Regions from separate parts of the Homo sapiens genome. Here region 1 is linked to region 2. A link is an interaction called in ENCODE POLR2A ChIA-PET data of the cell type or tissue named here. Cell type or tissue: MCF 10A. All regions are shown on one strand.

Region 1 (8,000 bases), 250 kb before region 2:
TGGCATGTCAACAAAGGATGGAGAAGAGAACATTAGCGCGAAAAAGAATGGGAGCTGGAGAGTCCCCAAGCACAGAAGCTGGGGAAATGAAGGGACAAATTCAGGAAGGAATGTTATTTAAAATGTGTGCACATCTGAGGAGCAAAAAAAACAGAAGAGTGGCACAAAAGGCCAAGCCAGAGGGGGAAGCCTGGGAGCAGAAGTTGAGAGGGGGACTCTTTCAGGCAAGTGTAATAGCAAGGATACAGCAATGACCCAAGCACCAAGTCTGTTTTTCCTTAAAGTGAAATCTATGCTGTTCTGAAAGTATATGACTAAAAACCTGCTATATCCATGAGGCAGGAGGCTGGAAGCTGGGGCAGAGTGGCAGCCTGGGGCCAGAGATGCACAGACACCCATGTGAACAGCTCCTGACAGGGAGGGGTGGGGGTCTGAGCTGCCAAGCTCTGCCTGGGAGATCTGTTTACTTTTTCATGCCCAGATCTTGAGGGGCACTTTTGGCAATGTTTACTGGGGACCCAGACCTCACTCTTGGTCTCCCACAGTGCTAAGACAGGGGCAAAAGGCTCAGGGTGACCGTCTACTGACTAGGAGGCTTGGAAATATCTGAAATCTCTTTAACCCCAGGTTCCCTTAGTGGCTGCATTCTCTGATGAACACTTTTAGTAGTTGAATCCACAGAGGGCAAACTCAACGCTTCTGGGTACTGCTGCTGTAAAAACCAGGAGAATAATGAGAATTTATTGCAATTATTCTTTGACTAAGCATGGTATTTGTTCAGAAGAAACACTTTAATAAGTCATTTAAGGTGGTTGCTAGCACATAGCCTCATGCACAAGGACTGTGTATCGTTACACAGAAGGAAGATGGTGAGATGCTACACCCTGCCAAAGTAGCTCCCCGACCATCTACGCAAATGTTTAGTAAAAGTCTATGAAACCTCACAAAACTGTGGCGCGAGTAAACTTTTTTTCTGGGACCAGAACAGAGGCTGTATCTTGCTCCTAAGATGAAGTGGGGGTGGGGGAGTGAAATTATCAGCTCATGTGAATACAGGAGTCAGGGACAGCTCTGCTGACTCCTGGAGCCCCATGAGCAAAGCACTACCTCAGACATCTGGGCATATGGGGCCTGGGTATCTATCAATCAACCAACCAATCAATCAGAAATCCAACCAATGGGAATTTATGAGGCTCTGGCTTTATGCTGGGCTCATATGAAAGCACATATGGCAGATACAAATTACAGGAAATGAACGGCATTCAAGAAGTTTACAATCAAACCTGGGCACCAAACTCAAACCAAAAAAGGGGTTTAAAATGTGTGTTCATGACTATGAGTACCATAGAGATCAGAGACTCAGGGAGACCAACAAAGTTGCAAGTAGTCATAGTTTAAGGAGGAGATGGCTTGGAAGCAGGGAAGTATGATCAGTCTTTACAGAGAAACAGATGGGAAGCGGAGGATTCCAGGGAAGCATAGAGGCAGGTACGAGGAGTCAGGGACACGTGTGGCGAATGTGAGGGGCTCTCGGTCTTGCTGGCATGAAACTGGGTGATTCTGGGACCTAAGCATCAAGAGAGGTGAGAGGGAGATTCAAGGTCAAAACAGTCTCCATAGCTCAGAGAAGGAGGACTGCCCGCTAAGCAAACATGCTCACACCCCAGATAGAGTGAGTTTTCAGAGCAGAAGAGCTGAGGAAGCTTTTTATGTGATTTATAACGGTCTGTGACCCCAGACAGCGGCACACCCCAGCCCCCAAATGCCACTGCAGAGAGCAGAGATGTGCTTTTTCATAAAAATGTTATTTTACTTTAATGCAAAAGTCAGGAAAATTAATCTGGGCCAAAAGGAGAATTTCTTGTAGAGACCTCTGGTTTCCCCATAAATTCTCCCCAAGTGCTCCCAGGCCACAGCGCCCCTGCTTCCAGTCTGCAGTCTGTTGGTATTCAGCCTCTGCCCTGGACCAGGAAATTACCAATTCCAGTCTCACACAAGGAATTAAGGTTGGAACAATACAGTATTTTACAATCCAGTACAAGCTGCATTTATCCAGAGCTTTTCATGCATGGCATCTTAAAGTTCTTTATGACCCTTTTTCTTAAAAAAAAAAAAAAAAAAAAAGGAAAAAAAGGAATTTAAAAGAGAAAACCTTCTAAAAACCCAAACCCCCACTGAACTAAATGAGCCATTCAGAGTGAATAGGACTTAACAGTGGCCTTCAGAATAGGAACAGAGGTCCCACTCGGATGGAACAAGAACAACAGAATCAAAGGAAAGTACAGCTCAGAGAAGGCTGCACAAGGCCTGAAATGTACCCCTCGGCCCTTGGGGCACTGATGGGCTCTGCGATCTGTGACTGGCACAACCAGCTTTGGATGGGGATCAGAAGATGGGGATGTGGTCCCCATGATTCAGTGAGTGCAGAGGGGACAAGAAGGTCACCTTTTGGCTCTGAAGATAGTCAGCACCAGCCTCAACATTTGTTCTCCCCACTTGGCGAATACCCTCCCCAAAGGCCACTAGACTAGGAAAGGAAGTGGCTATATTATGTGCCTTTGGATTCCAATCCTAATCCTAGCTCCTTCTCAGGTACCCAGAGCCCTCATGCTACATTCTGCTACAGCCCCAGCTATGCTTGCCCTTCTTGGAAATCCCTCATGTTTTGAACAACCACCACACACCTCTTCTTTCCCCCTCTTGTTGCAGTCTCTCATTGCCTGAGGTAGTACCCAGAGTCCTTTGTCTCATGACCAAGAAAGTTAAGGAGTGCAGACACCAAGGTTGGAGCGAAAGTTTAATAAGTGAAAGAAGAAAGCTCTCCACTGCCGAGAGGGGACCTGAAAGAGGGTTGTTGTTTTACAATTGAATGCAAAGGTTTTAATAAAACACTGATGAGAGCTGGGCATCTTATTTATATAAGGTGCGAATTTCGGGTAGCTATACCCCTCTCTCCTAGTGCACGTGCAGGCCCTTAGTTTGAGTTACTCCATATTGCTTTGTTCGCCTTACTGTGCATGTGTCAGGAGATGGAATTTTCCATTGCGGGCATGTCTGGGCAAGTCACCTGTGTAGCCTTTCTTATCTGTATGTCTGTGGGCATGTCTTAGGTAAGCCCCACTGTGCAAGTTCCCTTATCTGTGCCTGCAGGGTGTTTGTTTGAAAGAATTTAACCGAGGACTCACCCTAACTGCCTGCTGACTGGTTTCTTTCTTTCCCCTCTCTCACTCTCACCCTGCTTCCAACCCCCTTGCTCTTCCCCGGGTCCTGTGTTTTGCAGAGAGCCAGCTCTCTGCTTGGCCCAATCTTATAAATTCATTCTTTTAGTGGTGTTTTGGGATGACAATTATTCAAAAAGATGCTTATCTCAAAAACTGTATTTTCATGTTAAACAGATCTCCAATGTTGTCACTAGAGACCTGAACTATCCAGGGAGGTAGAAGATGCTCAAAGTAGATGTTGCTGACTAGAGATTTTCAGAGTTGCCTTGGTGTACTAGAGGCCAGTGAAGGTGTTTATCCATGCACAGAGGAAATGTGAATAAGTTGTCTTGGGCTGCTGCCAAAGTAAAACTATCGGCCTCATGAGTCAATCCATGGGCAACCCAGCTACTTTACATTCACAAGTTCAGGTTTTGGGTTTTGCTGTTGTTGTTGTTTCCATCTTTGTTTTTGTTTGTTTTTTTATTTCCTGCTTCTGTGTAGGAATGAAGCTTCAGAATGAGGTGAGATCATTTCTCTAAAAAATTAAAGAAATTACTTTTTTTTTTTTTGAGACAGAGTCTCACTCTGTCATCCAGGCTGGAGTGCAATGGTGTGATCTCGGCTCACTGCAACCTCTGCCTCCTGGGTTCAAGCGATTCTCCTGCCTCAGTCTCCCAAGTAGCTGGAATTACAGGTACCTGCCACCATGCTTGGCTAATTTTTTGTATTTTTAGTAGAGACAGGGTTTGACCATGTTGGCCAGGCTGGTCTCGAGCTCCCGAGGTCAGGTGATCCACCCGCCTTGGCATCCCAAAGTGCTGGGATTACAGGTGTGAGCCACTGTGCCTGGCCAAGAAATTACTTTTTTAAAAAAAGTTTGAAAAGCTTTTAAAACACAGTTTTAAAAATGATGACACCTGCTTCCCAGTGATTTCATGACCAGTAATAAGATAATGCCTGTAAGACACAGAGCATGGTGTTTGACAGAGTAGGAGCTCAACAGCTGCTGATTCCCACACTCCTGTTTTCTTGCCCCATTTCCCTCTCCACCCCTTAAATCCTTTGCTCCCATCTTGCACTTGTCCCATGTTCTTTAACACTTTGCACAATACATTCCGGAGAGCGTTCTCCAGAGCCCCTGCGAATGGGCAGTGTGAGCAGCAGCATGGGAGGGCAATCAGCCCTGGGGTTGGAGACTCTAACCAGTTGTGCGACCTTGGACGATTCCTTTCACCTCTCTGCTGCTCTGTCTCACCATCTGTAAAATGAGCTCATTGAATGAGGTGGTATCTAAGGTCCTTCATGGGTCTAACGCACCAGGTTTTGTGACAAGTTTTACAACAATATCATTAACTAAGTTTAACCACTCTGAATTATGACACTATTGTTCTTTAAACTTCTCAACCCCTTCAGTCTCAAACACAGTCATTGTTGGCTCTATCCTATGCATACTAAGACACCAAAAATGCGATTTGGAAACAAAGGCCAAGAGAATCACAGGCAACCAGAATGTACTGCAAGATTAGTGTGTGTGATTTGCTGAAACCCATGTCCACGTGGGCCCACAGCTAACAAGTAACAAGATAATGGAGATTATGAGCTAAGCTAGTCTCTAGTACTAACTATTGTCCCTAGGGCAGAAGGAACCAGCAACCCCCAGTCTCCTCCTGACAGCTTCTGTCAGTCTCCTACTGACATAAGAAATGGAGGGAATGGAAACCAAAGTTGGTGGAATCGTGTTGGAGACATGGCAAACACCCTCCATCATTTATGCACCTCCAGTCTGACTTCCAACTGCCAATGCACACCTTTGCCTGAAGGTTTTCACTGTGCCCAGTGCCTACTCTGCCTGGGCACACAGCAGCTGGAATTGATAACCCCCCAGAAGCAGTCTGTTGCCACACTCTGGCTCCTTAACGCTTTGGATGGGGTAGTGCTGGGGTAGGTATTCTTCACTGGCTCCTGGAGTTGCCCTGCAGCTCACGCCCCAGTTGCCCAAAGTGGTGATTTGCTGAATGAGGCATTCTTTGTTGGCTGCTTTCCCTTGCCCGTCCCACTTCCTCATTCTCTTACTGGTGTTTCCTGGGATCACTTCCCAAATAAACTATTTTGACTCAAATCCGTGTTTCAGAGCTTGCTTCTGGTGGGGATCCAAAATGAGAGAAATGGTTCCGCTTCTAAAGATATAGCTTTGTTCTACAGTTGATCCAAGTAGCTCATTTATTCATTCAACAAATATTTGTTTTGCTCCTACAAGAGCAGGCACTGAATCAAGCACTGAAAAGCTACACACACGCGTTCTGTGAAAGATCAGTAGATGGGTCCTTGGCTGAGAATGTCCCATGACAGGCAGAGTTAGCTGAGACGAGGGAAAGGATTATGGGACTACCGTGATGTACTGGCCTGCTGAGTATCTGAAGATGAAAGACCTAGCCCTGAGAGTCTAATTCAACACCCACCATCCTCCCCAGCCCCCGATACACAAACACCTCTTTAAGATGTGAGGCATGAAAAGGCAGTCCTGGCACATTTTGCTCAGGAAAATGTGTAGCAGGAATAAAGAACCACCCTGCATTCTTTGTTTGTCCAGGTGCCTGTTCACATCAGAGGCGCTTGCAGGGTCTGACCTGCTCCAGGGGCTCCTCTGGGCCTTTGAAGCCAGCAGCCTTTCTGGCCATGAATCCTGCCCAGCAGCCTGGGAAATGGATGTTGCTCCAAGAGTGCGCCCCTGCATGTCACAGACAGCACTGTACCCCGGAGGGGCAAAAGGAAGTGTGCAGACCTCACTGTGCCCTTTAGGGTCTCAAGGAGAACCCATGAGTTTTAAAGAGAAACATCACATAAAAGTGACAGGGCTTCAGAGTCAAGAACCTGAGGACTCAAGCAGCTGAATAAATGGTGTCCACATATTCACCAGCCTGTCCCGTCACCTCCCAGGAGGCCCCCAGGGTTGTGGCGGATGAGGTCTGGCCTCAGGGATTCCTCCCATGGCTGTGTCCAAGGCGCCAGAGAGGGCCTTCTTCCCTTTCTCCGTGCCGCAGAGGAAGCTGACTGGGGACATGTCTGCACTGTTTGTGTGGGGTGCTTGTTCCAACCCCGTTCTGGAATTTCTTCTTAGATTTACGCAAGCCAAAATGACATTCTCTACCCTCAATTTCAATAGACATCAGTAACTGGGATCATGAATTGGGCTAAAAGCTGATGAAATTTAGTATTCAGATCAAATAACAAGTGTCCATTGAAGCACATTTTTAAAATTACCAACATAATATTGTTGTAGGAAAACCCGGGTTATTGTCAAACTAGCAGGAAAGATTATGCAGATACTTTGAAGGGTGAGGGGGCCAGAATTTATCGGGTGAAAACGAGAAACAACACAGCAAAGCGAGAGAGGAGTTCCTGTTAACAGGCCCTCATCTCACAGACTAATTCCCAGGTTCCCACGCAGGAACACTAGGGGCCAGGCTCCTCCCCGCCGCAAGGCGCAAACTTCTGTGGTTCCACCCCGTCTTCTCCCAGTGCGCAGGCCTGTCGGAGATTCTCCAGAGAACCTTTTATACTTGGATGTCTCAATAAGTAATTTGAAAAAGAACAAATTGTCTTTCCATCTGCTTCTTTTCTTAAGTGGCTCTAACCTACTTCTTTTAAGTTTGCCCTAAAGCCAGATTGTCTTGTGATTGGCCGCACCAAGAAGGCCTGGAGCAGAGAGAGTGGGATTCACGGCTGAGCCTCTTCTGTCACCAACTCCATTGCACCACAGACCTGGGAGTTGTCATTCTACTGCTGACTGCCACATTAAAGACGAGATGATCCTAGCAGGAATCTGTATTTCTCTTGATGAGAAAATGGAAATATTGTATTATGTTCAGAAATTAAGTGTGAACACTTACTAATAGATTAAGTGACATTTATTCAATGCTTCTTTTTTGTTTCTTTGTTTTTTTTGTTTTTTTGTTTTTTTTTTTTGAGATGGAGTCTCACTCTGTCGCCCAGACTGGAGTGCAGTGGCGTGATCTCGGCTCACTGCAACCTCCGCCTCCTGGGACGGATTCTTCTGTCTCAGCCTCCCAAGTAGCTGGGACTACAGGCGCACGCCACCACACCTGGCTAATTTTTGTATTTTGTATTTTTTTTTAGTGGAGACGGGGTTTCACCATATTGGCCAGGCTGGTCTCAAACTCCTGACGTTGTGATCCGCCCGCCTCAGCCTCCCAAAGTGCTGGGATTACAGGCGTGAGCCACCACGCCCGGTCTATTCAATGCATTTTATTTTAGAAATTAAAGATCAAATATTTAACAAATATTTGATGGGTAATAAAGTTTCATGTTAATGAAAAGATGGTACAAGAGGAGTGGGTGAAAACAGGAAATACAGCTCAGAATTCCAGTTGTATTTCTCCCAGTAGGAGCATGAATGCTGACTGTGTGCCATGATTTTCAGGTAAAACAAAATGAAATAAGACATTCTTCCAACTCAGAAAGCTTACAACTCAGGGAGGTAAAGAGACTAAGGCAAATATCAAAATAGTACAGTATATGGCTGGGTGCGATGGCTCAAACCTGTAATCCTAGCACTTTGGGAGGCCAAGGCAGGCACTGATCACTGGAGGTCAGGAGTTCTAAACCAGCCTGGCCAACGTAGTGAAACCTCATCTCTACAAAAATAAAGAAAAAATAATAAATAAAATAAAATAAAAAATAAATAAATAAAAAATTAGCCGAGAATGGTGGTGCACTCCTGTAATCCCAGCTACTCAGGAGGCTGAGGCAGGAGAATCGCTTGAACCCAGCAGGCAG
Region 2 (8,000 bases):
CCCTTAGCATATGATAGGTTAAACTTCAACTTCCCTATCGTAAATGGGTATCATAATACCTTCTTTATTATGGTGTAATGAGAATTAAATAGATAATAACTAGATATAAGATTCTCAGCACAGTTCCTGGCACTCAGGGAGATTCTTAAGATGTTCAGAACAACACTGGCTCAGTAGGGAGGAAGAGGCACGGGGTGACGCTGGAGGAAGGGAGAGTGGCTCCCGGTGCCATCTGGACCTGCTGTGAGCTGGAAGGAACTCCCCGAGGAGGCCACAGACCTACATTGCCCGGGGGGGACGCTTTGCGGAGGTCGTCACCCCTGGAAACCGGCATCATGAGACACTGCCAGGCTTCTTCACGGAGGGGCCCGGGCCTCTGCGCCCGGGGCGGCCCAGCAACCCCTGCTCGCCTCCGCAGAGGCCTTTTGTCCCGCGGGCTCTCCCAGCGGCCCCGCGCTGCGTGGCCGTTTTGTGAAGGGCACAATCCGATGTTCTGAGGAGACCACCCAGCTTCCTCTCCCAGAGTCTACCAGAGAACAAAACCGCCCCTTCGTGTGCCAGCGACCTCCCCTTCTGCCAGACCCCCTCCCACTGGCCTCCTCCCTGCCCTGCCAAGCGGGGACGGAGAGCCAGCCGGCCCTGGCCCGGTGGGAACCCAGTTGATGGTGCGCTTATTAGCTGTCCTGAGCGCGGGGACAAACTTTCTGTACCTGGGCCGCTGCTGCCACCCTGCGGCCAAGACCTTTCTCTAGGCCCCGATGACCCAGAGCAGCCCGGACCAGACAACGTGCAAAGAGGAGCGCTTACAGCAAACTCCTCCCTGAGGGGCTCAAGGAAGGCTGGAGAGCCAGGAAACAGTTCCGATGGCTGAAGGAAAAAGGAACTCATGCTCTGTGGCCACAGCACTGATTCTCAAAGTGTGGTCCCACAACCAGTATCAGCATTCCCTGGGAACTTAGAAATACAAATTCTCAGACACCACCCTAGACCTACTGAATCATAAACTCAGAGGGTAGACCCCAGCAATCTGTTTTTTGGTTTGGGGGAGTTTTTTAGAGATGGATCTTGCTGTGCTGCCCTGGCTGAAGTGCAGTAGTTATTCGCGGGCACAATCATAGCGCACTGCAGCCTGGAAGTCCTGGGGCTCAAGTGATCGTCCTGCTAAAGCCTCCCAAGTAGCTGGGACTACAGGTGCATGCCACCTTGCCCTGCCCAGCCATCTGTCTTAAGAAGCTGACCAGGGGATTCTGATGCACACCCAAGTTTGAGAACCACTGGTCTAGACTCTAAAAAGAAACAGACCTCAGAGGTGACAGAGCAGGATGCTAATCCTGGCTTTGCCTATGAGCTGTGTGACCTTGGGCAAGTTTCTTAACCTCTCCTTGCCTCCTCTGATTCCTATCATGATGAAAATCATTCCTAATTTCCAGGATTGTTGAGGATTAGATCAGAAAGAAAGGTGAAGTCACTGACATATATTCGTGCTTGATAAAAGGTGCTTGCTTCCGGTGTTATTATAATGGGGTCATAAATGTGCCCGCATTAACACTAGAATGTACAGAGAAAACACAATTCCTCTTTTCATTTATTTAGCAGGTATTTATGGGATGCCTACTGTAATGGGCAATGTTGATAAAGCCCCTCCCTCCAGGGAGGTACATTTTAATATCTGTGTAATATAGGGTGCTATGGACTGAATTGTGTTCTCCCACCCTTCACCAACATTCATATGTCAAAGCCCTAACCCCCAATGTGACTATATTTGGAGATGAGGCTTATAGGAGGTAATTAGGGTTAAATGAGGTCACAAAGATGGGGTCCAAATCCAATAGGATTGGTGGCTTTCCAAGTACAAGGAGAGAGAGAGAGATCTCTTTCCACAAGCACACACCAAGCAAAGGCCATGTGAGGACACAGTGAGAAGGCAGCTGTCTGCAAGCCAAGAAGAGGGCCCTACCAGAAATAAGTCATGCTTAGAGGGTCAGAGGGTCAGACAGAGGCATTCCAGTGAAAGCAACACCGTAAACTGACGTATCTTCCTCTCCCCACACCTCTGCGAGGCAGTTCATCCAGCACGCTGCTTTTGAGCATCGATGTGGCTGGACTACACAAGCAGGATTACTCTATTCTTAAAGATTCCCAGTTGCTGGTTTTAGAACTTAATCCCCCTTCCACATTAGAAATGCCCTCCTTTAGTGAAATTGTAAAGTTCTCTTACCACATATAGTATAAAAACCTTCAAGTACAGAAGGGAAAGGCATATATAGCCTGGGCTGGGCACGGTGGCTCACACCTATAATCCCAGCAACTCGGGAGGCCAAGGCAGGAGGACTGCCTGAGCCAAGGAGTTTGAAGCCGCAGTGAGCTATGATCGTGACATTGTACTCCAACCTGGGCCACAAAGCGAGACCTTGTCTCTAAAAAAGAGAGTGAGAGACAGGAAGGAAGGAATGAAAAAAGGGAGGGAGGGAAGGAGGGAGGGAGGAAGGCTGTTGTGTAGCAGGTGCCTCACAGTGATCCTGTGAATAGACAGAATTCTCCTCATTTCACACATGAAAATGTTGAGGTTCAGAAAATAAGCAGCTTACTCCAGGTAAAAATCGCAATTTGAGTCTCTCTCCAAATCCAAAGCAGGTGTTTTTCCCCTTAGACTGTTTTAACCATGGAAATTATGTCTGGTCAAGCACTGCAAACCAAGAACTTCATCTGAAACATACTGTGGTAATATCTCCTAGGCCAGTGTTTCTCTTTTTTTTTTTTTCTTTGAGACGGAGTACTGCTCTGTCGCCCAGGCTGGAGTGCAGTGGCACTATCTTGGCTCACTGCAACCTCTGCCTCCCGGGTTCACGCCATTCTCCTGCCTCAGCCTCCCGAGTAGCTGGGACTACAGGCGCCCGCCACCGCGCCCGGCTAATTTTTTTGTATTTTTAGTAGAGACGGGGTTTCACCGTGTTAGCCAGGATGGTCTCGATCTCCTGACCTCGTGATCCACCCGCCTCGGCCTCCCAAAGTGCTAGGATTAGAGGCGTGAGCCACTGCACCCGGCCTAGGCCAGTGTTTTTCAAACTGTAGGTTGTCAGTTTAGAGGGTCCCAATTAGTATTTTTTAGTGAAAGAATAGAGCAGAATAGAACAGAAAATATCACATGTATTAAAGTATTGTTTCAGGAAATTTTTATTATAATTGTGCGCATGTGTGTATAGGCTTGTAACTTGAGTAACTTCCATTTCATGATTAATAAGTGTAAAGCCACAGTTCCAAGCTTTTTCTGATCAATAATCCATCACCAATCAATAATTTTTCCACCCCTTGAATTCAAGAGTTTGACTGGCTTGCTGTTTCCAGAACTGATCACCTTCAAGGAGCTTTTATCTTCCAAATACAAACTGTTTCTTAGGAAGTGATGCTGTGGACTTTCATATTAAAGAGCCAAGTGTTCTACCACCACACATTTCCAAATTCAGTTCTGGGTTCTGTAATATATGTTCTTCTGACCTAGCCTTCCAAAATCACCCCACACTGATGAATGTGAAGATGGGCACCAAGACCAAGTTAAGCTTCTCTTAGACAGTACCTGCTGGTGCTGCTTGCCAAATGAATAAGCGTGCCCTGGCACCTAGCTCTGGAAACAACCAAGTAGAGGAATCTCTTGTTAGCACTGACATCTGGTGGTCACTGAGAGGCCAGCACCCCAGCATCTTGAACTTAAAAGTATGCACCTGGGAACCAGGCACCAACCCCGACGACTCCAGCAGAATTGATTCCTCGTCCCCCTCCTCTCCTGGACCACCTACCTTCTCCATGCAGCTGGACTCAGCAAGCTGGAGAGAAAGATCAAGGATTTAGAGTCGGATGCAGCCAGGGTCCACAGCCTAACACGTGATCCCAGGTAAACTATCTAAACTCTGTAAGACTCAGCTGCAAAATTGGGATAAGAAAACAATCTACATTGGGCATTGGGGTATCTTATTTAACTCTCAAAACAACTTCTTTGATGTTAAGTTCCACATACCTATTAAGCATCCAAATGTTGATTCCCTTCTTCCTTCTGTCATTTTATTTAAGGCACGCTCTATTCCTTCAAAGTCTTGAGTCCCACTTCCTTTCTATCATTTTTTGTCTGGCTTACTCCATTGAAATAATAGCTAATATTTATGGAGTGCCTACTATGAGCCAGGTGTTGTTCTGAGATGTACACTGTTAAAATCGAGCTATGTCAGCCCTCTGAAGTCAAGACTATCATCTTCCCTCTGTTTCACTGATGAAGAAAATGAGGTGGGGTGAGTTTAAGCAGGTTGCCCAAGGCCACAAGTCTTGGGACTAAATTTTTAAACCCAACACTGTAGCTCCAGAAGGCACACTCTTAACTTTTGAGCTGAATTTGACTCTTTGCCTTCTGTTGTAATAATAGCTAATGCTTATTGAGTGATTATTAAGTGCTGGGTTCTTATATATATTATCTCATCTAATCTTTACAAAAACCTATGAGATCATTATTATCATTATCTTCATTCTACAGATGAAAAAAACTGAGGTTAAATGATCCGCCCGAGGTCACGAAGTCAACAAATGGTGAAATTGGAATTCCAACTTGGATAGTTGGATTCTGTAGTCTTTGGCCTTAACCATCCTTCTCCTGGAGGGGATGCTGGAGTTATGTAGTTCCAGCCTCCCAATGAGCCTGTGATCTCGAAGGCAGAGCAGTCTCTGCTGGTAGAAGGCACTTCCTTGCCAGATGGTTGATGACAGTGATAGTGATCTGGCTACGCTGGTGAGGCCAGTCCTGCCTTTGTGGCTGCACAGTAGCGCAGCTTCAAGGAGAGGTCAATAGAAAGGCCTCAATGACTCTCAGGTGACTCTCAGCAGATTTCCTGCCCAGTGTCTAAAGGCAAGGGACAATAATACTGACACTAAGAGAGCTCTCAATTCAATGTGCCATCCCTGACATGGGTTCTTGTCATTCCCTTAATTTAAACTCTGCAGTGGCTTCTCATGGCTCCAGGATAAAGTATAAATTCCTGCACGGAGTGTCAGGGTCTCTGATTACTGAACCCCTGCTTCCCTCTCCATCCTGATTTGCAGTCCTCGCCTCTGTTGGAAGGAAATAGCCACAGAACAAACTTGCCCCCCATGGCACTGTGCTCTCATAACTCCAGGCCTTAGTTACACATGCTGGTCCTCATCTGGAAACATCACCTCCCTACCCCAACTGTCCCCTCGCACCCCAAACCACTCGGCCCACCTCCTTGTTGACTCCAACTCCTACTTCAGTGGAGGCAGCAGGTGTTTCAGGAAGCCTTTCCAGACCCCTCTTTGTTCCCCTTGGCCTCCCAGGTTACTGATATCATGGCAGAATGTGGTCTGTCTCCCACCAACTATATGCTTCTTTAGGGCAAAAAGTGGGTTTTTTAAAAAACCATTGTACCCCAGTGCCTGGCACAGAGTAAAAAAATAAATTTAAGTATATATATATATAAATTTAAATTGTATATATATATGTATGTAAAATGGTGAATTTCAAATGACCATTGTTAGCAACTATTTGAGTGCTGCGCACTTCCCCTTCCATTCTTTCCCAGTACAGGTGTTACTGACATTTTTGGTGAGACAATTCATAAGGTGGGAATGCCCTGAGAATTGCAGGCATTTGACATCCCTGAGTCCTGGACACCAGATGCTGGTAGGTCCCCACCCCTCTACCATCCCCATCACCCTTTCCCATTTTCCACCTTTTCATCCTTGTTGCTGTGACAATGAAAAATACACCTTTACATATTTTTTTAACATCCTCGCAGAGGTACCTTCCTCAGAACCACTGTAGCTAAAAGGTGTTTCCGATTCGGACAGAACATACTTTCCTTGAATCGGGCATTCACAATGTTTATGGAAAGTTTACATTTCATCTCTAATGCCAATGCTTCTGCATATTTATTTATACATTCTGTATATTTCTAATGCCATTGCTTCTGTATATTTCACCTCTAATACCATTGCCTGTCATGTGTAAGCTCCAGGAGACCCTCTTGGGTGACAGTGAACTTGAGCTGTGTAGCAATGACATTATCATGATATGAGTCTGCCCCTGATAGGGATAAAGGGTAAGGAGGGGAGAGGAACTCAGAGAGATAAAATGTTAATCACATTGTTAGGGCAGGGATGACAATAGTATTCACCTTTTCTACTTGACCAACTTAATGAAAACAGTAAAATTCTCTTGGGGAATTCTCAGTATCCATTGTTAACATCAATTACACAAGCAGTAGACATCAGGTCTGTGTCAGGAGCAAATGGCTGACCTGAAGAGATGCCTTATGTGCTTTGAAGGTAGTGCTAGGAGGGCTTACAAGTTATGTTGAATATTTGACATTGCTGATACCCAGTTGTTTTGGGAAAGTAAAAATCCTCCCTTTGATTGACTGGTGGTCTCAGTTTCCTTCTCTGCAATGGGGATTTTTTTTTTTTTTAATGCTTCTCTGTCTAACTGAGTAGAGCAAGGAAAAACCTCAGGAATTTCAGAAATGAATGTACCATTCACCTTTCTATTTTGAAGGCTAACTATTGCTTAAGTCAGGCCTTGTATCTTCATTATCAGTGTCAGCACATCAAAGTGTTAAGTATGGGACTGTGTTATGAAAGAGACCATGAAACTCTACTATCATTTCTTTTATACTTATAGGCATTGATCACTTTAATCAAAGATAAAACACCTTGTTTAAAACAATTAGCTTTGACAATACATGTATAAGCAGAACCTTAAATTGTAAATGTGTTCATTTTCTTCTTCCCTACTACACATATTAAATAATAGAGACAAGAAAAGTAGGTGGAAGATGATTCCAAGTAACTTTGGGGCATTATTACAAAGTGAAGCTGGTAAGATTTTTGTCTTTTTGACAAATTCAAGGAAGCCTGCAGAAAAAATCTTGTTTCAGGAGTACATTTTCACTTAGCTGTTCTCTAAGTAGAAATGCATTACTCCTAGAAAGAAAAATGAAAGTTCTTCAACTGCCGAAGACAAAATGACAGATTTGGCTTCCAGCAATACATTCTTGACAGCTACTAGAGTTTCAGGAAAAGAAAACAAGAAAATTAAATTTGACAGAAATGAAGAGGGGGAAAAAAGAAGCAATTTTTTCTAGTTAGCATCTCAATGTCTTTGGAGGGATTTTAGGGCAATTCCATAACAGACCACTTAGGCATCTCCCCCATGTTCCCCTATAGATGTGAATGTTATTTTAATGGAGCTGCCACCCTATAGACAACAGGTGGTGTCTACACGTGAGTCCACAGACTGACTGCATGATGACTTGCTCAAGAGAACTTGAGAACAAACGGGAGCCACGACACGCTTGGAAATGAATTGTACAGCTTTCCATCAGACTTCATTTCTGTAAACTTAAGAATATACTTCTGCAGAATTTTGCAAAAGCCTGTACTCAAGTTTGGGCTTCAGATGGAGGAGCTTGTTTTTTCCATGTTTGGACAGCTATGTGATCCAATATGGCAGGAGCTATTAAAATGTAAATTAATTTACCTATATTATTTAAATAAATTACTTAAATTAATTGGTTGATTATATTTAACATGCAACTAAAAAGTCGGTTCTTCAGTCACACTAGCCATGTTTCAAGGGCTCAAAATCCACATGTGGCTAGTGGCTACCACGTTGGACAGCGTGAATACAGAACATTGCCATCATGGTGGAAGGTTTTATTCACTGAGTTATCTCTGAGCTCAGGACAGAGTCATGGATAGTGAAGGGTGGGAATTGGGAGTGAAGTGGCACAAAAGGAATAAGCTGGGGAGAAGAGGTTGCAGCAGACTTCTGTGAGCAACCAGGAAGCAATTCAAGTCAAGAAATAATTGCTAGCCCAGGCATGGTGGTTCATGCCTGTAATCCCAGCATTTTGGGAGCCGAGGCAGGCCGATCACTGGAGCCCAGGAGTTTGAATAGCCTGGCCAACATGATGAAACCCTGTCTCTACCAAAAAATACAAAAA

The links. ChIA-PET counts read pairs that join two places held together with the same protein. Peaks named below come from ENCODE experiments on the same cell type or tissue, not always from the same donor. Only the 100,000 strongest peaks of a DNase experiment are listed, where the experiment ranks them.
Region 1: POLR2A ChIA-PET joins it to region 2 with 5 read pairs; 1 of 35 experiments calls an interaction of 5 or more read pairs at or near these places.

What each region holds. Positions count from the first base shown.
Region 1 is chr5:36,439,461-36,447,460 of GRCh38, forward strand. No RefSeq gene overlaps it. Among named protein-coding and RNA genes, the nearest start is that of RANBP3L, 140 kb to the left of the region's middle. RefSeq lists an enhancer at 2,596-3,795. In MCF 10A, no CTCF peak of the experiment used is centred here; DNase peaks (open chromatin) are centred at 3,061, 3,541 and 5,231.
Region 2 is chr5:36,692,597-36,700,596 of GRCh38, forward strand. All of the region lies in intron 1 of SLC1A3-AS1 (SLC1A3 antisense RNA 1), which reads right to left. Among named protein-coding and RNA genes, the nearest start is that of SLC1A3-AS1, 29 kb to the right of the region's middle. RefSeq lists a silencer at 3,531-3,825. In MCF 10A, CTCF peaks have their summits at 726 (motif pointing left) and 3,680 (motif pointing left); DNase peaks (open chromatin) are centred at 735 and 3,645.